2 separate regions of the Homo sapiens genome follow, and region 1 is linked to region 2. The links are chromatin loops, found by intact Hi-C in ENCODE. Cell type or tissue: Calu3. All regions are shown on one strand. Each heading gives the region's core, and the rest is flanking DNA. Links, peaks and the distances in the headings are about the cores only.

Region 1 (15,381 bases), core at 4,792-12,791, 1.6 Mb before region 2:
TTCTAACAATCTACAGAATGTCTTGAGAAGCATCTGGTTATTTAAAGATTTCTGAAGCCATTCTTATTCATCAGCCTCTTTCACTGGCCTGAGGTTATTATTTGAGACGCTATCATTCGGGGGAACTTTTCTTAACAAAGAGTGTACATTTATCCATCTGTTCATAAATTATCTATTAAAATACAACCTGAGTCCAAGCTTTTTATAATGGGATGGGATCTGACCCTTCTTCCCTTCTTTGCTTTTTTCCACTGAGTGACATTTTATGTGCACCAAGGCCAGGAAATGTATTGTTTTTTTCAAATACACATGCTATCTTCTGAGGCCTTTTTGTTTGTATATATCTTCTATTCCTTCTACCAAGAATGCTCTTAGCCTCCTTATCCACTTAGAAAACCTGTATTGACCATTCAACAGCTGTCTCAGATACTACTTCCCTCTCCACATCTCTTTGCCAATTGTCCATCTCTCCATTTCTAAGCTACCTTCAGGCCTTGTATTGGTCCTTTCCTTCCACTTAGAATATACCATTATGACTTGTTTCTTTACTATCTTGTCCACCAACTACATAGTGATCTACTTGAGGCAGAAAACATGTCTTTTCTATCTCCATGTCCCATATAGCAGCACAGAACCTAGTACACTGCTGAAAGTATGGCAAATTTTTGACAAAGGAAGCAGTGAACTCAAGAATATTTGAGCTCCAAGAATCATTGGCTTAAAAAAATAATTTATGAAAAGGATATGGAAGTATTAATGAAACTAAAGATTGGAAAGGGAAGCTGGGGCTCAAATGAGCAGTTGTCAGTTTCATGACTGATTCTCTCCATCTCTCACTGTTAAAAATTCCTTGGTTTCTGTGACACTGGACACATCTATTTCCTTTTTTCCTCTCTTCAGCCTGCTGTCTTTGCATCTCAAGCAAAAGAGGCAAGAAGATAGGTACCCCAAAATGACCACCTTAGTCTCCTCTGTATTATGGTTCTCTAGAGGTACAGAACTAATAAGATATAAATATATGAGTTTATTAAGTATTAACTCACATAAACAGACAGTCCCACAATAGGCCATCTGTAAGCCAAGGAACAAAGAGAGCCAGTCTGAGACCCAAAACTGAAAAACTTGGGTTCCAATGTTCAAGGGCAGGAAGCATCGAGACTGGGAGAAAGATGTAGGCTGGGAGGCTAGGCCAGCCTAGTCTTTTCATGTTTTTCTGCCTGCTTTATATTCTAGTCTTGCTGGCAGCTGATTAAATGATGCCCACCCAGATTAGGGGTGGGTCTGCCTTTCCCAGAGCACTGAGTCAAATGTTCATCTCCTTTGGCAACACCCTCACAGACACACCCAGGATCAATACTTTACATCCTTCGATCCAATCAAGTTGACACTTAGTATTAACCATCACACCCCCAAAATGAAATGTCTTTTCCATTCACTCATATTATGAAGAACAACTAGGCTTCTTGAACCTTAATAACAGTTTGTCAGAGAGAGAATTTGATTGGTCCTCTTAGGTTAGATGACTCTCATAAGCCAATTAACAACAACCAGGAATTTGGGGACTTGAGGTAGAATTAATACTAAGGAGGCATTATGGGGCTTTCCAGATAAGGAGAGGAGAGAATGTTGGTCGGGACAAAATCTATCTGCCACATATAAGCAAGAGAAGTAACTGAATTCTTACATATCAAAATGAATAATTTTACCGAATTGCCTTTTTCCTTGAGCAAACTGCCTAAGGTCATGTGAGTAGCCCTGATTGCTTTGGCAAAAGGGCTTCCCAGACATGATGTCATTGGGAAAAGCCACATTTATATCTCAATTCTTCTAGGCTAAGCCTACTTTCTTCTACCACCCAGAAGCTTCAGGGACTTTGTTGGTACCTTCTACACACAGAGCCACTCTTAGGGGCTGCCGTGTATTTATTAACCACCACCAGCACTCATTATGGATGTGTTAAAAATTCAGATCCTTAGAGAACACAGTAGATCGAAGTATTGACTCCTGTTTCACTTTCCCCATCTGTCCAAACATCAATAACAGCAGTGTATGGGGGGCTGGAAGCACTGGGCTAATGTACCTCCTTCGATCATAATTCCAGAGTCCGCCTTAATTAAGATTGATTTTTGCCCCTATGTTGTACATCTCTTAACTAACAGAAAAGTCGCGAGGGCACACTTTAAGCATTAAGAATGTGAGGATTGAGGAGGAGGGCGTGGAAACATATCTTGTGCTCATGGAGTCTAGAAACCGCATGGCTGGTATGCTTCAAATAAATCCTCAAGCCGATTCCTAAGGCATTGAAGGAGTCACATAAGGGCACTGGAAAACTGAATTGCTCTTCTGACTCACTTTCTTGCATATGTGCTGCCTAGGTGCATTATTGTTTATGAAAGGAAAAAAAAAAGACACTTTAGATTAAGCACATGAAGGTCACGGCAGGCCAGAGGTATCTGCTTTTTTCTTAGACATTTTCAGAAACATCACTATCATCAACAAAATTCTTCTGAGTGCTCACAATCCTGCAGGCTCTTTCAAAATACTTGTGCTCAACAAAGGGAAAGTGCAGCCTCTGCCCTCAAGCAAATTACAATCTAGAGAAGAAAGCAGACATGGCATTAAGAAAAAGAGAAAGTGAAACCATGCAAGGCACAGAATGAAAAACACTACATAAAGGGATTTTGATTAGTTGCGACTCTGCACCTTCATCCAGCTACTGAAAGGGAGGCTTCTTCGGGAAAATAACTTGACAGACATTGGTTTTTGTTTTTGTTTCTAAGGAAGGATCGGAACAGGAGCTTGTTGGATTAGGAGAAGGAGACTGTTCTAAAGATTGTGAATATTTTGTGCCAGGATTTCTAGCTCTCTGTTTATTGAAGCAAATTATGAGGATAAAAGGTCATGGAACTGTGTGTGTGTGTATTGTGTGTGTGTATTGTGTGTGTGTATTGTGTGTGTTGTGTGTATATGTGTGTGTTGTGTGTATATGTGTGTGTGTATTGTGTGTGTTGTGTGTATATGTGTGTGTTGTGTGTGTGTATAGCATACAGAATACTGTACTTCTAAGAAATGCACATTATAATTGTTACCTTCTCACATGGCAGTTACTCTGTCACACAAACCAATACACCAAGCTTCAAATGTTTATTTTTATAAATATTTAAGCAAAAGCTTGTAATAACTGCCTTTTCTCTGGTTTTCTTTTTGTCTTTTGCCCTGAATTGACTGTGGAAAACATATACAATAGTACCCTCTTATTCATCGGGGATGCATTCTAAGATACCTAGTGGATGCCTGAAACAAGAACTAGTACTGAATGCTGTCTACCCTATGTTTTTTTCTATACATGCATACCTATGATAAAGTTTAATTTATAAAATAGGCATAGTAAGATATTGACAACATTAACTAATACTAAAATGGAATGATACCACGACAATTGCTCTGATAGGCAAGATGGCTACTAAATGTCTAATGGGTGGGTATGGCATGGATATGTTGGACAAAGAGATGATTTGTGTCTGGGGTGGGGAGCAGGACAGTGCAAGATTTCATGGCTATACTCAGAATGGTGCACAATTTAAAACGTCTGAATTGCTTATTTCTGGGATTTTCCATTTAATGTTTTCAGAACGTGGTTGAACCGGGGTAACTAAAACCACATAAGGGAAAACTGTGGGCAAGGGGAAACTACTGTATTGCATATATTTGTGTGACATAAATTTGAGATGGGTTTGAGGAACTTCTGGTGGTAAGACTAGGAAATCCTCATGCTGTTTATAATAGAAAAGTTGCTATGGGTTGATACACATCCCCCATATTTATATGTTTATAAGTCCTAACTGCCCATGCAATGTCATTTGGAGACGCAGTTTTGACAAGGTTGTGAGAGTGGGGCCTTCTTGAGGAGATTAGTAGCCCCATAGGGGACACCAAAGAGCTTGCTTTCTCCTCCCTCCTCTGCTCACTCCACCATTTGAGTTACACAGCAAGAAGGTACTGCCTGTAAGCCAGAAAGAACACCCACACCAGATCCCAACTGTGCTGGCACCCTGATTTCAAACTTCCAGCTTCCGGAACAGCAAGAAAATTAAATTCTGTTGTTTAAGCCAGCCAGCCTGTAGTATTTTATTGTGGCAGCCTGTGCCGACTAGTACGGAGGTTGTTAGGATTCAGTGCCAAGGACCAGCGTTGCTATTGAATCCAGGCAAATACTTTTTCAGTGTCTTTCCAAGGCCATTCAATCTTTTGTCTCTGTCCTCCTCAAACGTCTCTCCATTCTTCTTTATGCAGACAAGACTGAAAAGTTCCCAAGAGAATGAAGAAGAAAAGTGAAGGGAAGAAGACAAAGAGAAAGGCAAATGTATTGTGTATCTAAAAAGCATGTGTGCGGTTCTGCTAGGTAGCCAGCACTGAGATTGGGAGGCGAAGGATTACCTTAATACCACTTTCTTGATATGTAGTGAGTGATGAAATGCATGGTTCAAATCTTGGTTCATGACCAGCTTAGTAACAGCAAGAGCAGTAGTCTTCTAATGCCCATTTATGAGTCCTAACTTGGAATCCATATTAGTCAGAAGAGGCTAAGTTATCCTAAGGGAAAAAAGAAACCCTTCACTCAATAAAAGCTTGATTCCTCCTCACATTATATGTTTATTTGGGCTTGTAGAGGGGCTCTGGTCAAGACCCAGGCTGATGACATTCCGTCCTCTGCTAAGTGAACCATTTGGAACTCAAGATCAGATCTCCATGATTGCTTCTTTGACACTGAGCAGAGAAGGTGAAAGCTGAAGGGTTATTCGTTGGCTCTTAAATTATTTAGCCTGGAAATATAACGACTTTCTCTAACCCCATTGATTGGAAGTAATCATGTGGACTCTTATCTCCCTTCTTGTATATGGTTTTCCAATGAAACATGAAATCATCTCCTACTGGATCTGAAACTAAAAGGGCTTATTTGAGGATACTGTAATATAAGGTGATCTATCATGAAAATTCAGGTTAAGTTGTATCACCTAGGCCAGCATTTCACAAAGTGTAGTCTCTGAACTAGTTGCATCATCTTGACACATGTTAGAAGTATAAATTCTTGGCTGGGCATGGTGACTCACGCCTGTAATCGCAACACTTTGGGAGGCCAAGGTGGGTGGATCATTTAAGGTCAGGAGTTCGAGACCAGCCTGGCCAACATGGTGAAACCCCATCTCTATAAAAATACAAAAATTAGCTGGGCAGTAGTGACACACGCCTGTAATCCCAGCTACTCAGGAGGCTGAGGCAGGAGAATCCCTTGAGCCTGGAAGGTAGAGATTGTGGTTGGCCGAGATGGGGCCACTGCACTCCAGTCTGGGTGAGAGAGTGAGACTCTGTCTTAAAAAAAAAAAAAAAAAAAAAAAAAAAAAAAAAAAAACCAGAAAAATTCTTAGTCCCCTCCACTCTGAAGGTAGGGCTCAGCCATCTGTTTAAACATGCCCTCCAGTGTTTCTAGTGCACACTAAAGTTTAAGAAACATTGTTCTAGTCTGAGGGGGTCATATAGCTATGAAAAGCTCTAAAATGCAAATAGAATTTTAACTATGAATCACTCTTGTCTAGTGTATTCATGAGAGTTTTTAGCTAGATCTAATAGCAACAATCATAATAGTTTATCTTGTGCTAGACACTATGCTCAGTGCCTGACAAGGTACCATTCTCACAATAAGTTTATAACATAGGTCCTTTTGTTATTTCTGCTTTACAGATTAATCTCTCTGGGCTTTAAGAGAATAAAGCCCTGAGTTTGTGAGAAAAGAAGCTGGTATATAAACCCCAGAAGTAAATCAGAGCAGGCATTTTAATAGACTCTAGCTGGTCAATTTATTTCTCTTACTAAAACTTAATCCAACCTAAATCTTTTACTTTTTTTCCTTCCAAAATTTCTACACACGGTGGCTGAGCTCTTTCCACTGGAAAGAAGAAAGGCCCAATTCTGCAATCTTTGTTCCCTTTGCCTTTCTGACTGGGCTACATTCCTATCCCCCACAATTTGCAAATTCTATGCATTTGATGACTGCGTCCTCCTACTGCTGTTGTTACTATATATAAGTCCTCCTTCTTGGGACATCCAGGGTCAGCCTCTCTGGTTGCGTTTTGTCAAAATTATCTGCCCCGATTCTTGAACTCACAGGTCACCATGAGCACGTAATGAGAGGGGCTGACAGCGCATCCCCTGAAAGCCTATCCTTGAGGATGGTTAAGCCTATTCTGGGGTGCTCTTAGGAGGACAGAAGGTACTTCAACTCTTAGCAATTAAAATGGATCCTCTCCACTTTGGGAGGCCGAGGCTGGCGGATCACGAGGTCAGGAGATCGAGAACATCCTGGCTAACATGGTGAAACCCTGTCTCTACTAAAAATACAAAAAATTAGCTGAGCGTGGTGGCGGGCGCCTGTAGTCCCAGCTACTTGGGAGGCTGAGGCAGGAGAATGGCGTGAACCTGGAAGGCAGAGCTTGCAGTGAGCCGAGATCGCGCCACTGCACTCCAGCCTGGGCGACAGAGCGAGACTCCGTCTCAAAAAAAAAAAAAAAAAAAAAAAAAAAAAAAAAAGGATCCTCTCTGCTCTAATTCCACCTCCTTTATTTTTAAATCCCATCTAGGTGTTTTGCTACAACTATGTTCCAATGGTGTGGGCTTCCTGCATTCACTCTCTTGGAACAAGAAAGGTGGGCTGTATTCGTTTGTTATTGCTACTGTTAACAAATTGCCACACCCTCAGTGGCTGAAAACAACAGAAATGTACTATCTTATAGACTGCAAGTCAGAAATCTGATACAGGTATCAGTGGGCTAAAATCAAGATGTTGGCAGAGCGGCATTTCTTTCTGGAAAGTCTAGGAGAAAATGTTTTTTTGCCCTTCCCAGCTTCTATGGCTACTCACCATTCCTTCGCTCACTGCTCTTTTCTGTCTTCAAACCCAGCACTTTCTTAAATCATATCTATCTGACAATAATTTTTCTGCCTCTTTTTTCCCTTATGATTACATTGGGCCCATCAGATAACCCCAAATAATCTAATTTTAGGGTGAGCTGATTAGCAAACCTAATTCCATCTGCGACCTTAATCCCTCCTTGTCGTGTAACATAACACAGTCACAGGTTCTGGAGATGACAATGCGAGCATTCTTTTGGGGAGCCAGTATTCTGCCTACCACACTGACCAAATCACGACTTCAAATTGCATCCCTTTACTGCCCACAATGTTTGGTTTATGAAAGCAGCAACTATGTAAGCATGGAATTCCAGGCCAAGGGATCTCCCTTATCGATCTCTTAAACAACCTACTTCCGCAGTAAACATGGCTGGTATGTTTACAAACCTCCCAGATACCCTTTGATTTTTTTTTCCCTACCAATCTATGTAATGCTTCTGGTTCCAAAACTTCTATCCTGTGAGATGTCCTTGACACCTCCACTCAACGCAAATTACTCCAGATTTCTCTGTCTTTAACATTCTTTCTTGGTATCTAGAATTTATTACACATTTCTTTCTGCCCAACAGCAACTATTTCATAGATTTCTTAATTTTCTCTGTGATACGGGCATTTTGCTACTTTGTTATGTATTTTTTCTTTTTCCCTTAGTAATGTGCATTTTTTTTTTTTTTTTTTTTTTTTTTTTTGAGACGGAGTCTCGCTCTGTCGCCCAGGCCGGACTGCGGACTGCAGTGGCGCAATCTCGGCTCACTGCAAGCTCCGCTTCCCGGGTTCACGCCATTCTCCTGCCTCAGCCTCCCGAGTAGCTGGGACTACAGGTGCCCGCCACAGCGCCCGGCTAATTTTTTGTATTTTTAGTAGAGACGGGGTTTCACCTTGTTAGCCAGGATGGTCTCGATCTCCTGACCTCATGATCCACCCGCCTCGGCCTCCCAAAGTGCTGGGATTACAGGCGTGAGCCACCGCGCCCGGCCAGTAATGTGCATTTTTAGCTTCTTTTAGTCTCTAATGTCTAATGCAAAGTTTTGTTCATTTTTGCCTACGTATTTTTCTCACACTCATGTCACATACAAATATTTGCTTTAAAAAAAGAAGTTCATCAGAGTACTTTATAATTAGTTGAATAATCCATAATCCTTGGTCAATTACCTCTGTTCTCATTATTTTACCATCCTTTCTAAGAGAAGCCTTTGATAGAAGTCTTTCTTGATAAAAAAAATTCAGCTCCTCAATCTAGCATCTACAAATAGCCAGGATTCTTCAAGAGCTTGCAATACTGTTTGTAACACTATGCTAAGAACTCGACATGTCTTATTAGGACCAGAAAATTCTAAATTATATACTCTTCTTTCTCTTCTCAACTTGTAGTCAGTTTGACTTTGAGTTGCAAAGAGTTCAGGTAACTTACTTGTGTTCACATAGCAAATTAGGGCCAAAACTGGCTTGATCTGAGCTCCTGATCACAAACTCCAAAGTCGTTAGCAATAAGGTATAGGTCTTGGCTCTCTGAGGTTCTCACTTCATTTGCTCAACCACCAGCCTGAGGAACCATGCAAATCACATCTATTAAAACACAAACTGTCTTTCCAATTCAATTCAATAAGTATTTATTGAATGTATGCCGCATTCCAGGTGTCATTTACCTGTGATTCTGCAATGTTTATGCCAACTCAGCCTTAGAGCATTATACACTTTCTTCAGAAGAGAATGTGATCTGAGATCAAATATAGAAGTCATTAATGTCAAGGACATTCTTAAAATTGCTATCGATGCAAAAGCTTTCAAAACATACTGTATAGATGTTGATAAGAAGATAAAAAAGATAAACTTGATTTGAATAAAGGAAAATCAGCAGCAGTTGTTTTGTCAGTTCTTCTCAGAAAGCAGTTGTACTTAACATGGAGCAATATGTCCCAGAGATGTTTGCATAGAGTGGAAATTAATACCATAAAAGCTACTGGGATCCTTGGTAATGGAAAGCTAAGATGTAAGAAAGGGGTATAGAGGAGAAGCGGGGAAGGAATCAATGTGAACAGTTATCTTGAGAGATGGTTAATTTTTTGTCTATGTGTGTCACACATAGACACACATATAGCACTTATGTTCTGGGGCTTATATTTTTTAGAGACAGTGTTACTTCTGCTTTCAAGGGATGGTGTAATATTAACTCAATCCTTTGGCTTCTGGTCATGTCTCTTTAGAAAGACAACAAAAGACAGACAGTGAATATAAACTAACAAGGGATCCTCTGAAGCACTGAGCCCAGAGCTCGTGTTATGAACCTGAGAGGGCAGAGGGGGTTAACTAACTATGGCTGAAGACTGGAGCCCACCGTTCAGCATCTGCCTTTCTACTGTACTGGGGCCGTAAGAAATCTTGGGGGCCAGTCAGACACCCGAGGCTGAGTAAATTTTGCCTGTGTGCACTTTTAGAAAAATTCCAAGAGTTAGTTTTCATTTGTGAGTTCTATTAATTCCATCCTCTGACTCGTCCTTCTTCATACCTAACAGCATCCTCCAGAAGCTATAAAAATCTCTAGAGGTCCTTGAAGTAATGAGAAAGCTGATGTTTTCTCCCCCTCTCTAATAATTATACTTTGATTTCTCCACAACAGCCTTTAGTTTACAGCCAGTTGTCAGTACAACTTTTTGCAGCTTTAACCTCTCTGTGATGTGTTCTGCCCTCTCGCCTGCAGATTCGTCCTCAGCGGGCAGCATCCCCTTTGCAATTTCCCCTCTCTGTGAATTTGTCCACTAGGTGGAGCTGTAACAACTTCGCTCACAGATCACAGCGAGAGACAGATTAAATTCACTGACCACTGCTCAGTACTCTGGGGAAGCATACTGCTATAGCCCAGAATTGCAAATCAAGTGCGGAGTCAGAAAACAGGACAACAAATCCCATAACAGGAACACAATTGGAGATAACAAATTCCATGGGACAAATGCACGCTGATTCCACGAGTGAGTCCTGTGTTAGGCCTTCTAAGAATTGCTGGCCTAATTCCTGTTAGGTTTATGGTGAGTCAAAAGTCACCCTGCACCCAGGGTCAGGAAGTGGGGGCTCTGCGCCCAACTCTGCCACTCACCAGCTGTGGACTCTGATCTTTCTGAGACTCCATGCTCATATCTGTAAAATGAGGGAGTTAAAGGAAATTATTTTGAAGGTCACTTCCAGCTGTAACTCTGGATTTTACTATAAAATGGTAATCAAATTGTAACCTTTTTTTTTTTTTTTTTTTTACAGAAACAAGAGGGTGTGAGTGTAAGTGCCTTTGCCTTAAATCTTGCTTCTGAGTTAAAAAATTCATCTATGTCTATCCATACCTACATTGATAAACAGGCGTGAAGGTGAATGTTTTTCTCCACTTTTAATTAACATTTTTAAAAAAGGATCAAGTAAGGGATTCCTACTGTAAATGTGAGATGTTGATTTTGAAAGTTAAAGACAAAAGAGTGGCCTTCCATGAGGAAATTCACTCACCAACTTCTCTCCTTCAAATAAGCTTTCCGAGCAAATTTAATTCATTGAGTTGAATGTTGGCTGGGTGTAGTGGCTCATGCCTGTAATCCCAGTGCTTTAAGAGGCCGAAGCAGAAGGATTGTTTGAGGCCAGGAGTTCAAGATAAGCCTAGGCAACATAGCAAGACCCCACCTCCACACACAAAAAAAAATTAAAAATAATAATAAGCCAGGTGTGGTGCATGCCTGTAGTCCTAGCTACTCAGGAGGCTCAAGTGGGAGGATTGCTTGAGCCCAGGAGTTCCAGGCTGCAATAAGCTATGATTGCACAACTGCATTCCAGCCTGGCTGACAGAGCAAGACCCTGTCTTTTAAAAAAAGAAAAGAAAAAGGAAGAAAGAAAAGAAAAGAGAAGAAAAGAAAAAGAAAAAAGTCTACACCTTTATTCATACAGGACTTTGCATGTCAACATTCTTTTTTATTGTGATGAATTAACACCACTGGATTGCAGATATGGCATAGTTTCCTTCTCATTGAGAAATGTGAATATCCCCTATTTACAGTTCATTTAGGACTTATGTTTCATGCTTGTGCCTCAGTTTTACATCCTGAAACAAATTCCTTTATTTTTAAAGCATCCAGCCTACTTTGGAGAAAATTTCTCTGTAACCAGAATGAATACATCTTTTGTCAGCAGAGATCAAAAATTGACACTTGCCTTCCTCTCCTGTCTAAAATCTTTTGTTCCTCTCCCCAGCCCATGGCACTGAAAACTGATCATTTTAATCTGCTCTTTGTAAAACATTAATTGGATATACAGAAGCACAGAAAACGTAATAGGTATTATTTTATGATGGAAAGGGCATCAGAGATCATTCAGTTAAACCTTTTTATTACACCAATGAGGAACTGAAGACCCAGAGGTTAAGTGGCTTACCCAGAGTTATTCAGTGAATAAGTGAAAAATAAAGATTCTTCTAGAAGGAATCTCAGATGAACAAAAGGCAAGCTAAATCTATTGTTTATTTTCCCTACCTATGTAATCTTAATAGTCTGACACGAGGATAACTTTGTGTCTCTAAATTGGGATCACCTATTCTGAGGCTGGCAAGTAGAATCAATGCAGACCAATGTCTAAGGTGTGTCTGGTTGTCTGATAAATGTACTAGGGCATTGTCTTCCAAAATGTATTCTGTGGCAACTAATCCAAAGCAAAGGCCCACCAAAAGGGCTCTCCGTCAAGTACATTTAAAAAGACTCTCTCCTTGACCAAACTTTAGTTAGGGTTCTCTGAGCTCTCTTCTCGAGTATGCCTGGACCTTGGTTCCACTCCTGTCTTCTGTCCACCCAGTTCTGTTGTAGCAAGAATCCTGCTAAGTTGGTTTAGCAAGAATTCCAAGCCAGGGCAACATAGTAAGACTCTGTCTCTACAAAAAATAATAATAATAAATTAAATTAGCTGGGCTTGGTGGAATGTGCTTATGGTCTCAGCTACTTAGGAGGTTGAGGTGGGAGGATTGCTTGAGCCCGGGAAGTTGAGGCTGCAATGACGCATGATAGCACCAGTGGACTCCAGCCTGGGTGTTAGAGTGAGACCCTGTCTCATAAAAGGAAAAAAAAGCAAGAAAGAATTCTCTACCTTTGTTATCTGATTACCCTGGCCCTGGCCTGATTTCAGCAATAATCTTGCTAAGACCCTTGATGTCTCATCTTCGTGCTTTTTCGTTCACTGACCCTCTCACTCTGCTTGTTGGCTATAAATCCTAAGATACCTCTCCTATATCAGAAGCTGAACTCAATCTCAATCCCCTGTCACAATGCCCCCATTGCAATACTCTAGAATCTTGAATAACCCTTCCTTATCATTTTAACAGATGCCAGACTAATTTTTTCTTTAACAAAGTACAATGAAATACTACATATTGTACTTTACAGAGAATCCATTACACATATACCACATTGATGTCTCTAAGAAGTTTGACAATAGAGAAAACTGTTTCACACAATTTAAACCACCACTGCCAAATCGTCTGCATTTTTGAAGGATTATATATTAACCTGCATGTGACTGAGTTCTCATATAATTCATTTTGTAATCAAAACCAGCTCCATTTCTCGTGTCACTATCATCAGCTTCTCATTTTTCTAAGTCTGCATACCCCAGTGGAGAACACAGAAAGGAAGATGGAGGCAGGATGGCCAGGATTTCTCTCTGCTTGTGAGAAAGCATGATACCCAAGCTGCTTACATGTTCCCAAGGAAGCATGTCTCATGACAGGAAATGAACCTGTAACCAGGAACCTAGGTATGTAAACTGAAGAGAGAAATGGAAATACACCATGTTGATTCAGAGTCTTCTTGCATTCTCTGGCTTACAGACCTGTATATTTTGAGGTCATGCAGGTCAGGAAGAGGAAAGAGAGCAAATGTAGTGGAAAATGTGTGGTGTGGTTTCTTACTCTGCATCCTTTCAGTTGTGTGATCTTGGTGTAGTCACATGCCTTATATGAGGCTCTATGACATCAGCCAAATGGGAACGCTTGGGCCTGATCTTCCTGCCTCAGGGTCTTTATGAATTCAAAGGATATAGAGGATGGGAAAGTTGTGTATAGTGCTTCACAAACATAAGCACCTATGCTTATTGTTGTGTAAGATAGATGGCAAAATTATAGTTTCATTCTTTTTCGAATTTACTCTGAGGTGGAAATTTTGCCTTATGTTATTTAGGCAGAATACTTACTATTAGATACATAGGGTTAGAAAGAATGCTTCCTTGTAATTGAATGAAATAAAACAGTGGAGGCAGAGGAATACGTACTAGACCCGATCCACTAAATTAGAAGAGCTGCTAAGGGTTGTATAAAACCATATCATCATCCCATTTTGTGGCTGAAAAATATATTTAATATGCTACAGAAAACCGTGCTAGAATAGAAATTTCATCCATGTGTAGCCTCGAAAAGACCTTAAAGAATACCTTTTAAAAGCTTATGATTAAATAGCTTCTTTTCATCAAAGTCAATGTAAACCAAAGGGTATCTGAGTCAAGTCTCAGTCAATTTAGGAATTTTATTTTGCCAAGGTCAAAGACACACCCATGGCACAGCTTTAGGAGGTCCTGAGGACATGTGCCGAGGTGGATGGGACACAACCTGGCTTCATACATTTTAGGGAGACATAGGACATCAATCAATATATGTAAGATGTACGTTCGTTCAGTTCAGAAAGGCAGGACAACTCAAAGTGGGGACGTGGCTTTCAGGTTGTAGGTAGATAAAAAACAAATGCTTGCATTCTTTTGAGTTTCTGATTAGCCTTTCACTGAATATGCAATTTACAGGAATAGTTACCTCCACCTTAGGCTGGCTTAGTGAAACAATAAAGCAGAGGAAGAACTCAGATAAGCATTTGTCTCCTGTGAGCAGAGAGACGACTTTGAGTTCTGTCTGTCCTTTGTCCACAAGAAATTTCCTTGTGGGCAACTTGTGAGGGAGGTACGTAGCTTCTTATCTTTGTAGCTATCTTATTTAGGAATAAAATGGGAGGCAGATTTGTCTGACATAGTTCTCAGCTTGACTTTTCCCTTGGCTTAATGATTTTGGGGTCCCAAGATTTATTTTCCTTTCACATAGGTAATGACCTCATGGGTGCTTTTTCCACCAGTGTGGCTTCCCCACAGAGAGGTGCTGGTTTCCTCTCTGAGAATAAAGAACACTATTGATTCAGAAGAAAAGAACACATGTTATCTAATGCCCTGTGCTGGTGGGGTTAGGAGCAGGTGGGCATCAGGTTGGTTAGCTCAGTATAATCTCATATATACATTCAAAGGTCGACAGCATGTGAAGGGGAAAAGCTAGCCTAGGAGTCAGGATTGGGGAGCGTTGTAATGCAGTGGACCATTTTTATTGTGCCCTGTCTCTCTTCCTGGCTAGACTAATAATGGGAGACAGAGAAGATGTGGGCTTTTGCCTTAGGACACTTCCATCAGGTAGTAAGTGTGGGGAAGAGACGATTAATTCACATACACTTAATCCAAGAATGGGAAGCTGTGATTCGTTGGGATTGGCCAAGATGTGGAAGAAGAATGCTTTAAATAGTATTACTTATAATTTATCCCAGAGTGTGATGCAGTACAACTGCAATCTTGTAAGAAAATCAAAATTCTTTTTCTGACATTCCCTACATTGGAAAGTAATTCCAGAGCATACTGAAACATGACCCTAGAAAAATGCTGAAGGAAGAAACAGAGTCTAGACTCAACTTTGCCTCTGATGAGGTTATAGCCTTGGATAAGTCCCTAGACTTATTTTTTAATCAAAGATTGGACTAGGCAATACTTAAGCTCCAATCCATATCTTGTATTCCATAATTTGATGATTCTAATGACTATTAGTTGTTTCTGATATTTCATTCAAATTAGATGTTCACCTCTTTCTTCACTGGAATTCATTATGAAAAATGATTGATTATTAAAATTTATTGATTGACATGATGAATTCAAATAGCTGGCAATTTGTCTTTGGCGAGAAATAAAGGTTTAATTTTATGATTATGATTTAATAGCTCTTCTGTCCTAAAAGGATACCTTCCACCATTCCTATGCTGGTTTCATATCATGCTCTGAGGTTAGTCCTATGCAACAGCCCGCAAGTTACAAGTAATGAGCAGTGCTAAACAATTGCCTATAGGACCAGGAGGTCAGCTTTGACTCCGAGTTTTGCCGCACAGCAAGAGCATCTGAATTTGTTTGTTTCTTCATCCACACAAATGACTCAGCTTGCTTAGTTAAAAAAAAAATCCAAAGCACAATATTGTTTTCACCTCAAATAATGAAAGACTTGTTCTCTGCTTACTATAACTATTGTATTGATATTTTAAACTAAACTTGTCAAGCACCGGTAGTTAAGGCTGAGGCAGGGAGGTGCAGAGTTTGATCTATTATTATAGAGAA
Region 2 (15,381 bases), core at 2,452-10,451:
TCATACAATCAATAGATCTCAGGTCTTATGAAATATCAATAGAAGAGACATTTTGAGGCTGAAGAACTAGTTATGAAGCCTCAAATCTTGCCACATAGAGTATTTCCTGCTTCTCCCCTGGAACTAAATTAATTCTCTCTCCATGAAGATAGGCTTGGATTAGACCTAAGAGAGAGTGTTCTCAAAATCAAAATATGTGAATGACAAGATTAGGTATTGAGGGACATTGTGAGTTCTACAGCCTCTGAGATTTGCGGGACAAGCCTGCTAGGTTCTACCCATGTTTGTATGCACAGAGCACATGTGCTTTTAAACATATGCATTCTTCTGTGGAATGACTAGATAAGTTGGCCTTCTGTCCTTGTAATACAGGAGATGCAAAAAAAAAAAAAAAAAAAGCAAATAAAATAGTAAGAAATGGAACTTAGCTGATTGCCTGAATCCATATATCAGAAGCCTGTAAAGAGTAAGAAATAGTCAATTTGTATGATCTTTCTTCACTGATCAGGAAGAGATGTTCTTGATCATAGATTAAAGTTGCTTTGGGCTTTATTTTAGAAAATAAGAAACATAAGCTATTTGCTTATGAACAGATACTGCTTTAGCAAAGCCTTTCCTGGGACCTACTGAGCATTGCATTGAGGTGTATAAAATATGATTAGATAGCAGTATTTGCATACTTGGTTCGTAAATAGAGCAACATTCCTTATGTGTCTGGGTCTATAGGTCTTTGTATCAGCAGACGAAATAAATCCCCCAAAACAACAATAAGATTCACTTGTCTTTAAAAATCACTACAGAAAGATCTGGTCTCTCCAAGGTATCTTTGAAGAGTGCCTTGTCATGTTCATTTATCTAACTATAAGTTATAATGTCGAATGTCATGGCTAATAGACACTTTTCATTTAGTTCCTAATTTGGACTGTGTTGATTTGACCTTCTGTAGACTGATGAGACATTATTTCAAACCAACTAGTTTCAGAGAGCCATAAATACAGTTCAGGGCACAAGAATCACACTTCCAACTCCAGTGCTATGTTTATACATTCTTCATTTCTCTGGGGCTGTTCTTTCTATCAAGAACATGTTTTCTTCTTGTCCTGACTACCCCATTTCTTCATTAGCAGTTCAGGCACTGTTTCCTCCAAGACACCTAACATAGCCCATTCACCTCAATAGTCCAGCTACATTAACATTGAATTATACGGTTGCCATAGTGTCGGAACTGGGTACCTATGTTTATCCCAGAATGAATCACACCAACGAGGTACCTTTTACTAGACTTCCTCCCCCACTAGTAGTCTGTGGATAATTTGAAAGCAGATGTGTTTGCTTGTACTCAGTACTAGAACAGTGCCTAAAATAAAGAACATCTCTCAATAAATGAAGAAACAGTTGAGAAATACATTTAAAATTATATTTATTCATGGATAAATTAATAAACTTTTTATATTGTTGTTTATTTATTTATTTTGAGATGGAGTTTTGCTCTTGTTGCCCAGGCTGGAGTGCAATGGCGTGATCTCAGCTAACCGCAACCTCTGCCTCCCAGATTCAAGCGATTCTCCTGCCTCAATCTCCCAAGTAGCTGGGATGACAGGCACGCGCCACCATGCTCGGCTACTTTTTTGTATTTTTAGTAGAGACAGGGTTCTTCCATGTTGGTCAGGCTGGTCTCCAACTCCTGACCTCAGGTGATCTGCCTGCCTCGGCCTCCCAAAGTGCTGGGATTACTGGCGTGAGCCATTATGCCCAGCCTTTTTTTAAATAGCCTTTACTGGGATTTTATTGAAGTTTTCCTAAAAATACTTTTTCATAAGCTTGTATTTTCTGATACTGGGGCTCCCCTTAAGTATTCTTGTGCTGACATGACTAAATAATATGAACAGCATCATTCCTCTAAAGAACAGGAGGAGACAACAAAGTGACTTTGGTAGGTGGCCTTTTTTTTTTTTGCTCTGTTTGTCCGTGTTTATACTGATTCTTTCTAATTATTAACCATTTCTTTAGAGATAATATTTGCCCACCTGTTGTTGTTGTTTGAGTCCCCCATTTCTTTTTAATGATATAACTCCTTCAGCAAGCTTTCTTATTTTTTTTAATTCCACTCATTCTGCCGATCTTTTACCTCATGTGTATCAGTTAAGTTAAAAAAAGGTTTCCACTAAAAAAGAGGAAAAAGAAAACAGACAGCCCAACTCTAAGTAGCCAATCAATAGATTTATTGGCTGATAACAGAAAAGAGCAGAGTTAAGGAGCTTCAGGGTGCGTTGACCCAGCCATCTATAATGTCACTGGGCAGCCAGGTCCTTTTCCAACGTCTTTTCACGTTTTGGTTTTTCTGTCCATGTATTGGCTTTATCCTATGCTTGGCTTTACTTTGGCAGTGCATGAAATAGTGGACAGCAGCAATCAGGAATATGTGCTACCTTCTTCATGTTCAGCAGGAGAAAGTATGCAGTTCTTCTTTTGTTCTTAGAACAAGAAAAATTTCCCGAATGTCTTAAGAAACCTTCTCCTCATGTCTCCTTGCATTGGGCTAAGCCTCGTGTCCATTCTTGAGCCAATTCCTCTTCCACAAAATGGGAAACAGGTAGGGTGGATGGTGAGGAGTAGCCACAGTGTCTATAAAAGCATATCTCCATCATTGTGCTGTATCTTTTCTTTACATGTTCTAGTGATAGCTCAAAACTAATATTCCCAAAATAGATCACCACCTTTCCCTTTAGAGTAAATCCAATTCCAAATTGCGTTTACATTTTCCTTATTATCTGCTCCATAAAACAAAGCATTACTTTTGATCCTGTCTCATTCACACCCCAAACCTGATATAATATAGTGAGCAAAATACCTAGTTCATTCATTCAGCTACTATTTACGAAGCCTGTACTATATACTGGGCACTAGGTATATAATTGTATATACAGCATAGTCAGGCGGGTTAGAAGTAAAACAATGGCATGCAATAATAGAAAAAAAAGTCTTGTTCCTTACAAACACTAAACAAACTTGCACATACTTATAGGGTTACAAATTCTGACAAATGCTCTGGAAGCAATATATAGGGTATTGTGAAAGATGGAGTCAAAATGAAGTTCCTATTAAATTGGGTGGATAAGCAAGAGTTCTCTGAAGAAGTGACAAGCTAAGTCCTGAAGAGCAGAAGGAGGCAGAGAGGCAGACAGGCAAAGAGAGAGGATGAACATTGCACACTGAGAATCACGTACGATATAATCAAGGAACTGAAAGGATTCCAGCAAGAATGTGGTATAACACGACTCAAGAGAAGGGTGCTTCACAAAGAAAGGATTGATGACATGGTTCAATGTTGCCAAGGGGTTGAATGAGATGAGGACTGAAGAGCAATTGTTGGATTTGGCAACATGGGTATCTTTTGAGGCCTGAGCTGGAGCAGTTTTAGTGGAGCGATGGGAACAGGAGCAAGATTGGAGTGATTTGAAAAATGATTGCAAGATGACAAAGTGGAGACATGATATGTACACAACTCTTTGAAGACGTTTTTCTCTGAAGTGTAATAGAGTAACGGTTGATGGCTGAGGAAGATTGCATCATAATGGAAGTGGATTGTTTATTTTTATTTTTCACTTATATTGAGATGAGACTAAAATTCTCACCTACACAGTCTAGAACTACATGAGGGCCAGGATTTTTTGTCTGCTTTGCTTGTTTTTTTTGTTTAGGTTTTCTTTGTTTTCTTTTTTTGTTTTTTGTTTTTTTTTTTTTTTGAGATGGAGTTTTGCTCTTGTCGCTCAGACTAGAGTGCAGTGCAGTGGCATGATCTCAGCTCACTGCAACCTCTGCCTCCCAGGTTCAAGCGATTCTCCTGCCTCAGCCTCCTGAGTAGCTAGAATTACAGGCACATACCACTACATGAGGCTAATTTTTGTATTTTTAGTAGAGATGGGGTTTCCCCATGTTGGCCAGGCTGGTCTCAAACTCCTGACCTCAGGTGATCTGTCTGCCTCGGCCTCCCAAAATGCTGGGATTACAGGCATGAGCCACTGCACCTGGCCTGTTTAGGTTTTCTAATTGATGTACCCCTAACTCATAGAAAAACTCCTGACACGTAGTAAATACTGATTAACCTTTGATGATGAAATAAATGAGATATACAGTTGACCTTTGAAGAACATGGGTTTGAACTGCATGGGTTACTTATACCTCGGTTTTCTTCCTCCTCTGCTGCCCCTAAGACAACAAGACCAACCCCTCCTGTTCCTCTTCTCCAGCCTACTCTATGAGAAGATGATGAGGATGAAGACCTTTATGATGATCCACTTTCACTTAATGAATAGTAAATATATTTTCGCCTCTTTATGATTTCTTAAGGACATTTTATTTTCTCTTGCTTTATTGTAAGAATACAGTATGTAATATATATAACATACAAAATATGTCTTCATTAGCTACGTTACTGGCAAGGCTTCCAGTGAACAGTAGGCTATTTGTAGTTAAGTTTCTGGGGATTCAAAAGTAATACACAGACTTTCAACTGCATGGGGTCAGGGCCTCTAACTCCCATGCTGTTCAGTGGTCATCTGGACTAGATTATGTTTGTGTGTAGACGAAAAATATAAATCACAGAATAGGAGGCCAAAAACGCAAAATAGAATCTTTCAGAAGGAGTAGGGCTCAGATTCTGTGCGTATGTAAATGGTTTGACATTTAACAGCAGCTGGGACATGTTGAGGTTTTTTTTTTTCCCATTGAAATAAAAGAGTAGGAAAAGATGGGTGTAGACACAAAGGGCTTCTAGATTTGGGATAAAATTCGCATCTTACAGCTTCTAGAGATTCTTAAAGAGAATGAGGCAAGATTATCAGATGAAAGTAAGGAGGGGGTTGCCAGTGTTGCTGAGACTAGAGATGGAACATAATGAAGAAAGGTAGTTAAATTTCTGGGAAATTTAAGGCAATGCATTGTGAATTACATCTATACTCTTTTGTCTGGTTGAATAATCCCTATCATTGTTTATCTGCACTGATGTAGTCTGAGGGTGAGTGGGGCCTCATGGCTGGTCAGGTTCCTGCAGGATTTTACCCTAGGAATTGCGGGTCATGGGAACTGAGGATATTTCGAAGGACATTATTTTAGTGGAGCAGGGAAGGGAAGTGAAGATTGGTGGGAGCCATGGGAAAAAAGAAAAACATGAGTCCTTGGAGATGAGCTCAAAGAATTGTTGTAGTGAGTTGGTGGGCTGCGTGGTTGTATTCAAATGCTAGGCTATCTGAAGCTGTGATTTTGAAGGCTGCATTGCTAGTTTCACTTAGTCACCTCCTCTGGACAGGGCATATTTCTCTCAGTATCCCTCCAAACTGCAGATTTGTCTCCATTTCCTCTGCCCCACCCTTTTTTGAGATCTTGTGATATTAATCAGTTGCAACATCCTCCTAACACATCTCCGTGCTTCTATATTTTCCCCTCTCCTCTTACCTTCTCCCTGATCCAATTTTATCTGCATTGATATCCAATTGATCTCAAAATAGTTTCTCCTTCACAAAGTATCTCTGCCCACCTCCTTCATTCTGTGTCTAGGACAAGTCTAAAATCCTTAGATTGGCCTTCAAGGCTTTCTGTTATTTTGTCATACTTCATATATAGAATTATTTTCCAGAAATCTTTGACAGGGGTCCATGTTGTACCCACACTGTCTCCTAATCTTTTGCCCCATGCCCTTGCCTGGGAAATCCTTCTTCTTCCTTTCTGTGAGTGAAAATCATTACTGTGATTTTAATCTAAATCTGTTCTATTATTATTTGCAGTTTACTAAAGATTAAGTCAAGTGTACCTTGTTTAGCCAAGAACTTATGTCATCCTTTATGTGTTCTTCTAATGTTATGATGATTACATCAGAGGTCTTTACATTTAAGCTTAAAGATATTTCTCTTTTTACATCACATTTTAATGGCAAATTATAATAATGATAATAACTATCATAATAGTGACAAACTCAATTGTCCAAATGTGGAAAAAACAATGTTTCTATGTAATTTACATACCACTTCATTTAACACGTGTTAACCTAACTCCCACACAGTGGAATATTAATTATATTTAAAGAAAAACAGGATGGCTATTTTGAGTATCTGGAAGCATCAACAATGTGGAAATGCAGTTTTACCATGTGAGCCACAAGCAGTTAAATGGCTGCGTTTTCCGATGTATTTGTCCCAGAAATATAGCTGTGTTCCTGAAGCAGCAGGAATATTGTAGCTTTCCGTAAGTGTAGCCTCCAAGGAAGTGAGGAGGCCAAGAGGCCAGGTGTTCTAGGGAGAGCTTCGCCAGTGTTTGACATGTGGAGAGAAGCACATCTGAGAGAAGCCCAGGGCATTCTGAGTGGATAAAACGTTAGTCACTGTACCTCCGAGGGATAGGTGCTGGGCTTTTAGTGAGGCTGTGAGTGGTGTCTCTCAGTCTCCCAAGGGGTAGAGAGCCTTATTTCTAGGGGGAGTGTGGCACCTCATCACTTGGATGCACCCAGAGTGCCATCCTGTGGCCTAAATGAGCTGTGTTTGTGTGTAGTTGGACAGCCTGTGGTATTTTCAAGGAGTTTTATGAGAGCAAAAGTATAGTGGAAGTAAGATTTATCACGGCTTCTTCAAAGCATGACCAAAAGAAAAAAAAAACAAAATCAGAAAATGCAAAGGAACACCTTATAATTCCTGTCAAATTGGTTCCAATTATAATCCTCATCTAGCCCACTGCTGGTTCTATTCCGGTGTCTAATTCTTAGTTGCCATTTTAATTCCTCTGCTGGTTTCCATGGTTTCTTCCCCCTCCTTCCTCAAATGTACATTAGCAGTGATGTTTGCTTTTGTCTTAATTTGAAAACAGGTTTTAAAATGCTAATATTTGTAATGTCAAGAGAGTAGGTAACTTGACTTAAGGAAATATGGCATTTCACACTTGGGCAAACGGCAAAGAAACTGCCTCCCAGACAAAGGGTGCACGGTAGCTCTTCCCACTAGCTAAAGTGTATAAAATCATAGTAAGGAAAATGTGGCATAGTATTTTAGTTCCATTCCTTAAATCTAGGAAAGGTACAAGGAAACAGGTATTCTCATTTACTTCTAGAGGAAGCAGAAATGACACAAACTTTCTGGATGACAACTTCAAAGTGTATATAACAAATATTTCAAATGTGCATATATGTTGACCCAGCCAGCCTTTTCTTTTTCTTTTTTTTAAGAAATGTATCCTCAGGAAATGAACAGAACAGTATACAAAGAATGCTATCTGTTTGTATTATTTACACTAACAATAATTTTTCAAAAACCTGATTATTGAGTATAGGACAATGGTTCAATAAGTTATGGAACATCAAACAATGGAAATGCTGAATGATCATTAAAATGATGTTATAGAAGAAAGGATATTTCCTGGCAGGGAAAGTATTCTCAATATATTCAGGCGCAAAAGCAAATTATAGAATAGTAATTTGGGTCTTACAAATGACATATAAAGGAGTAAAGAATATCCCTACTTTCTTTCTAACTGGAGGTAGAAACTGGCAGAGAGACAGAGCCAGATACTGGAGATCAAACTAGCAGCTTCCTAATATTCTTTGTCAGCCCTTGAACTTCTACCCCTCCCACTAAACTGGGGTACTCAGTCACAGGTAGACACAGAAAATGACAGCCTCCATGCCATGGCTGGAGAGAATGCTTCCCTTGTTCATTTCCTTTTCCCATGGCTACCAGTGAGATGAGTTACTCCTCCTCTCTTGGGAGTGAGTAACCAATGGGCTGGAAAGGGGTGGAGCTAGTTCCTGTGCCTTTCTCATCTGGGGATGGCAATTTCATCCTTTCTACGGCAAGAGAGGGACACAGACTTTCCCAAGTAATACTCTGCAGCTTTTGACTGCTTTTTAATTAGTTTAGAACTAAGAAGAAGAGAGGATTGTTATCACTGCTACCTCTATAAACCCAAATAAATAAGTATAGTGGGCTACCGCATTTATGTATGTGTATGTGTGTGCATGTGTGTGCATGTATTACTACATATACATAAAATGGCCACAGGTATCATATACCTATGCAAAATGTTTTCTACAATGAGCATACACTGTTTTTATAAATTACATAGATATATGTCTGTATATATGTATATGTATATAAATATGAAAGAATCTATATGTATATGTTATGTATGTATTTACATACTGTAATATTTGTTATAGTATATTTCTATAGTATTATATTAAATTTTTATCTAAATGTCTGTATATTTAAAAGGAAAAATTTAGAAGATGTGATGACAACATTGACTTGATGCCTAACCGTATCCTCAAATTCTTTTGTGCCTTGAAAAAAGCAAGGGCAAGCTTTTGCAGTAGTTGGTGGGGAGCTGCCTGTTTCCCACAGATAAATGAGCAGTGAGAATTCTTCTGCTTGCCCATGTGTTTATATGTTAGGGGGTAGTTTCATGTTGGTTGGCGCGGGGTGTGGATGGGAGGAGGAGGTGGAGGGCACTTTTGGGTAGGAATGGCCAATTGTGGGGAATGTGGTGCTTCATGTTCCCAGCTTCCCACGAAAGCCCCCCTACTAACATCGCGTTGGGATCATCCACTTACCCGTCTATTCATCACCTCATCATTCATTTTGACAAGTTTATAGCAAATTAGCAAACACCAGGATGGAAAGTATTAAAATACTTGTCCCTAACTTAAATGATTGAATAAAGCATAATTTCAGAGATGAACTAGTTATTAAAATATTATCAATAAAAGGATGTCAATAAATACTTAATATTACATATTAGGCTGCATGCTAGACCCTTTACAAGCACTGCCTTATTTGATCCTCCCAAACAACAACGCAAGAGCTAAATGAATTCTGATGTGCTTTCTATAGATGAGAAAGCTCAGACACACAGAGCTTAAGGAACTGCTCAAGGTCATCCAGCAAGTAAGTGACAGGGCTGAATTCATACCTAAGCCATTTGACTCCTGAGTTCACGCTCTTTGCTACCATCCCAAACAGCCTTTACAGCCTGATTCTTCTGAAAGTGACATTAATTAACTTTCTGAAGTCATCTTGCAGTTTTGAAATGGGAGGATACTTTTGTTTAATATCGAAGCCTTTTGGAGAAACATTATCAAAGTTTAAGGCTGTCAAATGAGTTTTATTAAAAATAATTAAAACAATATCCCAGTCATCAAGAACACATTTGTGTTGGAGGAAAAAAAAATAAATGATTGGTGCTTAAAATAGAAACCCCAAAGCAATATGGAATCACATAGCAAAATAAGATGAGGGTGCCAGCCTGCCTCCTCTGCTTCTTCTCCTCCCCTCCTGAATTTCAGTTTATCTTCTAGTTAAAAAGAACAAACCCCTGGGATAAATCATTTCTTTCTACATTGTTCCTTTCTGCTTTTTTGAATTTAAATTTGAAAATGTGAAGCCTGAGAAATCCTTGAATCTAGCTTTTTTAATATGAAATTTAATTTAGGGGATGGCATGGAAGAAGAGCTGTAGAACCTCTAATGGATTTTTTTTCTGAAGGAACATGAAATTAAATGTTGGTAATTATTTGATACGCTTCTAAATGTAGGCTCTAAATCCATCGTATCACAGGAACTTCCAGATGTACCAAGCATCAGTGTGACAACTGAAATGGTGAAATGCTTAAAAAAATGGTGAGAAACCTCATTTTCAAAACCAGATGACAGATACAAAAAGTTGGCAGTATGTCTAAAAGAAAACATAGCATGCAGAGGGAGCTCTAAAAATACTGTAAACAAAAACTGAAAGGCAACTTGGAATTTCACTTCAGAAATGTTGTAGATTTTAAAATAGCACCAGTGGCTTATTTTCCCTTTTACGATGAAATTTGACGGATTTTTGCTGTAAGAGTTCTTTTTTGTTTAATACTTGTGCCAGTCTTTGTAAATTTGATTTGGGTTTATATGTATTTTTTATTATTCTAAGATTTAAACATGCTCTCTAAATATGTTTTTGTATTATGTGAACGTGTTGAGCGTCCAAAATGTGAGTGTGCGTTGTGCTGATTCACTTCTAAGGGTAGTGGTTCTCAAACTCCACTGTGTGTTCAGAATCCCACGGAGGGTTCCAGAAAACACAGATTGCAGGCCCCGCCCCCAGATTCTCTGATTCAGCATGTCTGGAGAGGGCCTGAGAATTTGTATTGCTAAGGATTTCCCAGGTGGTGTCCGTGCTGCCGATACTTGGACTACACTTTGAAAACGCTAGAGGAAGAAGCAGCTGAACATCCCCCGGGGGGTTCCATGACTTTTCGTGAATATCAGGGTCCATAAGTTTGAATTGATGCTGTGTGTGTGTGTTGGTGGCGGGGTGGCAAAGCAGACTTGCAAACAATTTCAGCATTGGCGGACTTAGCTGAACCCATAGAGTGATCAAATACATGAAAGAATTAGTAAATTATGGATTTTGGAGGAAAGAAATTCAAAAGCCATATATATGTGTGTATATATATATGTGTGCGTGTGTGTGTATATATATATATATGAATGATATTTCAAAGTTCTTGACTGAAACATAAATTTGAAAATGCCCAATTTGTGTATACAATGTGTGCTAGAAGAAATGAACAACAAAAATGAAACTGCAGGCCCCCAAAAGAATTTCTGATTCTCCACTAATTTATAGTCCGCTGATCAGTAAAGAGTGAATAGGCCAATAAAAGGGAAATATCTGCATATCTCTGTAATTAATACTATGTCTAGGCAGCTTATACCCACCTTGTTAATTCTTGGCAAGATGACAGTGGGAAACCCAGCCAGCATCTTTTGAATGTGTATGATGCAATATATACTGGATAGAAGAGTTTTCAAAATTTACTGGAGTGCCTGTAAAATATATAGCCCCTTCATCCATATCTTTAGGTCATGTTCAAATTGAAACATTGTTGAAGTAAATCCAGGAAAAGAGCAAATGAAATACAAGGTATGAAGTACCAGTTCTATTGAGCTTGGAAGAATTCAGAAAAGGCTGCATATAAATAAGGAAGGGAGTGGTAAATTATGGCAGCTGGCTATGCCATTTAGCTAATGAACATTGCTGACATTTACAGAGCATTGTCTCACCTTTCACCAGTGCACATTTTTTCCCGTTCTTCTTTCCTTCTTTCCTTCCTTCTTTCCTTCCCCCTCTGTCTCTCACCTCCTCCTTACTTCTCTCATTCTGTCCTTATATTCGACAAGTATTTTTATCCACCTACTCTGTGCCAGGCACTGACTGTACTGGGTAGGTTTGGGGATGGTACGTTCATTTATTAAGATATATTGTCTCTTTACCTACATCAATCTTGTTGTCATTTAAGGAAGTTAGATATTAAGCACCTAATTTAAACTAGGAAAAATCCTATGAAGTAAGAGTGTGTGCTGTGAAAGGATATGATGGAGCAAGCCGTCCTATCAAGGAATCAAGACAGACTTCTAGGGATAAATGATGTTTGGACTCACTATGCCTTTATACTCACTAAGATGTAAACATCCTCTCTAAATGTGTTTCTCTATGATAGACAGAAACTTTGCTTTGTCCACTCCTTATCCCCTGCCCCTAGAAGACTGCCTGGAACATTATAGACAATGCATATGTGTTGAATTCAGAATTCTGAGCTCTGACTGTGAACAGGGCTAAGTAAACGATTAAATGGTAGTGGGGAGCCTTCCAGGAAGGCCATACATGATGTTTCTGTGCCCAAACATTAACTAAAGTGTACAGACCTTGGCTGTGCAATATGGTAGCCACTAGCCACATGTGGCCATTAGCACTTGCAATATGGCCGGTCCAAATGGAGATGTACACTTCTCAGATTCACAACAGGTTTTGAAGACTTGGTAGGAATAAAAGATTAGCCAGCCATGGTGGTGAATGCCTGTAGTGTCAGCTACTCAGGAGGCTGAGTGGGGAGGATCACTTGAGCCCCAGAGATCAAAGCTGCAGTAAGCCGTGATACTGCCACTGCACTCCAGCCTGGGTGACACAGTGAGACCTTATCTCATAAAAAGACGAAAAAAACAGAAAAGCTTTAGTAGGTTAAAAGGATGTAAAATAGCTCATTAAAAAATATAACAATATTGAGTACATGTTGAAATAATTGTATTTTGAATCTATTGGGTAAAATATAGTATTGAAATTGATTTCACCTTTTTAAATTTTTTCACGTGGCTAGTAAAAATGTAACATAACATATGTGACTTATGTTATATTTGTATTGCACACCACTGACATATAGTATAATGCATATATGATTTTATCTGATGGAGCTATCAGACAAGAAAGACAGTCTGACAGGTATTACAAACTCTTGCTCTCTGATGTTATATATGAGGCCATTCCATCCCATTTGTTTCTGCAATGTGGCGAATCCCTTCACAGAAACATGTGTCCTACTGAGATGCTATTATGTTGTAAAAAGCTTACTGTTTTGACCTATGATTTGATTGTCATATTGTGCATCTCAATACAAAAATTTTAGTATCTGAGAATGCTGCTAAGTGAATAGATTAGGTGAGCAGCTACTGAAAAGTATGGCCATGGATGTAAATGTCAATGTATTTCTTTCATGAGTCCCATTTCTATTTTGTTTGCTCAAGAGAAGTTATATTGATTGGATGGTGTTGGTTTTATTTGGTGAAATGGCGATATATTCAGGCAAATTGCTTCTCTCTTTTGAGAAAGAATAAACTATGAGAGATGGAAGTAGAGAGGGAGCATTCTCTATAGGCACAACTTCAGCTTGTAGGTATTTTAAATCCCTGAAAAGAAAAAAGTGCTAATGATTAGACTCTTTATATTCTGAATACATTCAGAGGGATTGTGGAGTCAGGAAAGAAAAGGAACGTGTTGTAAAAGTTGATTCCAAGGTCCAGCTTTGTGTGCTCACAAAGCGCTGGAAGAACGAGAACTGGCTGCGTAATTGCAGTTGCTTTCAGCTGAGGGGCCTCTTTGGTTACAAACAAATAACTAAATTCAAGTGGAGTGAGAGCACACAGAGCTACAAAAACAAAACAACACCCTTCCATAGGAGAATGTATAAACCTAAACATTAGCAGTAATGATGCAGGGTTCAAACAATGAAGATACAAGCTAATGCCTAATGCTTATATATCTATTATGCTTTTAGATAATATTTTAATGTCTTACAGTGTCCTTCACTCACTTGGAATTAGGCAAGGGCAAGCAGTCATATTTCTTTTTATTTTCCTGAAGGAGAGCAAGCACAAGCTAAGGCATTCTTGCTGCTTTCAGGCAAACCAATTTGGGCACACTCAAGATATCATACAGCTTGTATTCCATATATGTGCTGAAAAATGGCCATGTGTCTGGGCCCACTTTATCTTACTAAGAGATGGAAGACATCCTACGAACCTTCTGAATTTCCTCTATGGGATTTTTCAGCTTGATTAAGAAAGAATTGAATTGAATTTGGACTTCTGTTTGGTGAGGCAGCAATGCATTTAGAGATTTTGCTTTTTAGTTTTACTTTGGGCATAATGTTGTTCTGATACGCAAAATTAGAGCATTGAGATTCTAGCCCAATCCTCTCAAAGGCCTGAAGGATAGATAATGTTGGAGAAATATTTATTGAGTGCCTACTGTGCCAAGGCAGGTCTCAGTTTGGCAATACTAGAGATGAAACACTATTCACACCTGAAGTATATAAAAATTCCTACCAAAGATTTCTCAGGAAAGCAAAACAAGATTGAGGAATGCATTCAGGGCCAAGGGCAGGTCTTTTGGGGGGCCTAGTGTGATAAAGTTCTCCTGGCATTGGCTCAAGTAAGAGTTCATAAGATTAATTTGTTCCATGCTTCTGAAACCCAAAAGAGAAGAGCTTAGAGGGCTATGAAATCTCTTCTCTGGGGTTAGGGAAAAATGTCCAGAAACAGAAAGCCATAAACAGAAGTGCCAAAGGTGATAAGGAAAGACGTTAATGGGCTACAGAGGCTGAGTCCAAAGCATGGGGAAATTATTAGCTATTAGTATAGTTCAATAAGTATGATGAAATCTTGTTTGTTAATGTGGGCCAACCACTGTTGTAAAATAGCTCCAAGAGAAGATTTATTTATCAGTCATTGTAGTAAGTAGGCGAATGGCTTTGGGAGGTTTCCTTTCGCGTTGTCATTTGGGGGAAGAAGGAGTCCAGGCTGATAGAGACTCTGATACCTTCATCATGTGTCTTTGGAGGTTATCTGCATTTTGGCCAGCTGTGCAGGGAAATGAACACACAGAAGCATCTAAGAGATCTGTATGGGTTATACCTGGAAACTGTACATAACACTTTTCCCTTTCCATTCGTGGCTCTCAGGTACACAGCCACCGCTAACTGCAAAGGAGACTATGACATGGAATCTAGATGCTCACCCAGATGAAGACGAGAACCTGAAATTAGCTCAGCAACCAGTGGTCTCTGCTATATTGGCTCAACTAAACATTGATCCTTTACACCATTAACACAATGTGACTTTTACCTTGAGATCACTTTTGAGTAGAGTTAATACAATAGCCCTATGCCAAGTCAATCCTTATAATATTTCAGTTTTTCCAAAATATCATGCATATGTTCAGCTGGATGCTTGACTCTGGCCTTACGTGTCATAGCTCTCTGGGAAGAAGTTAAATGAAGTATAATATAAATGATCTTGTTCTTCTTTTGACCGTGTGGGCAACATGATGAATCCAAAGACCATTTATTTTGGAGTCAAATAGACATTGCTTTGTGTTCTTGTTCTTGACTTGGTAACTTTGTGGCTTTGGGTGTCTTTTTTTATTATTATTATTATTTTTGAGACAGGGTTCACTCCATCACTGAGGTTAAGTGCAGTGGCACAATCTTGGCTCAGTGCAGCCTCCACCTCCCAGGGTCAAGCAATCCTCCCACCTCAGCCTCTTCAGTAACTGAGATCACAAGCATGAGCCAACAGGCCTGGCTTTTTTTTTTTTTTTTAATTTTTCATACAGATAGGCTTTCTTCATGTTGCTGAAGCTGGTCCCAAACTACTGGGCTCAAAAGATCCACCCACCTCGGCCTCCCAAAGTGCTGGGATTATAGGCAAGAGCCACTGCCCCTGACTTGGGTGTCCTAACCTCTGTTAGTCTTAGAGTCAACATTTTAATGAGAAAACAAACAAACAAAAAAAAGTGACCTCTCAAAGTTGTCATAATGGTTAAGTTTTTAAAACGTAAAAATCATTTAGAAGTTAAAATCTTACCGACTCCAAAACTTTTTTTGTATTAGAATAGCTGTGAATTTCTATTTCTTAAGTGATTTATTTTTAAAAACTAAGAATGTAGAATGAATTTTCATAAATGATGTTTTAGCATCTATAAAGATAGTAATATTTTCTCTTTTACTCTTTAAGATGATTAATTT

What was found. Peaks named below come from ENCODE experiments on the same cell type or tissue, not always from the same donor. Only the 100,000 strongest peaks of a DNase experiment are listed, where the experiment ranks them.
Region 1: it touches region 2 in a loop (7-fold over the local background); 6 of 110 quality-filtered maps call a loop at or near these places.

Annotation. Positions count from the first base shown.
Region 1 is chr5:165,620,691-165,636,071 of GRCh38, forward strand. No RefSeq gene overlaps it. Among named protein-coding and RNA genes, the nearest start is that of LINC01938, 380 kb to the left of the region's middle. In Calu3, for the core only: a CTCF peak has its summit at 9,688 (motif pointing right); DNase peaks (open chromatin) are centred at 7,231 and 9,731.
Region 2 is chr5:167,238,316-167,253,696 of GRCh38, forward strand. The region is part of intron 2 of TENM2 (teneurin transmembrane protein 2); the gene reads left to right. Among named protein-coding and RNA genes, the nearest start is that of TENM2-AS2, 57 kb to the right of the region's middle. In Calu3, for the core only: no CTCF peak of the experiment used is centred there; a DNase peak (open chromatin) is centred at 6,486.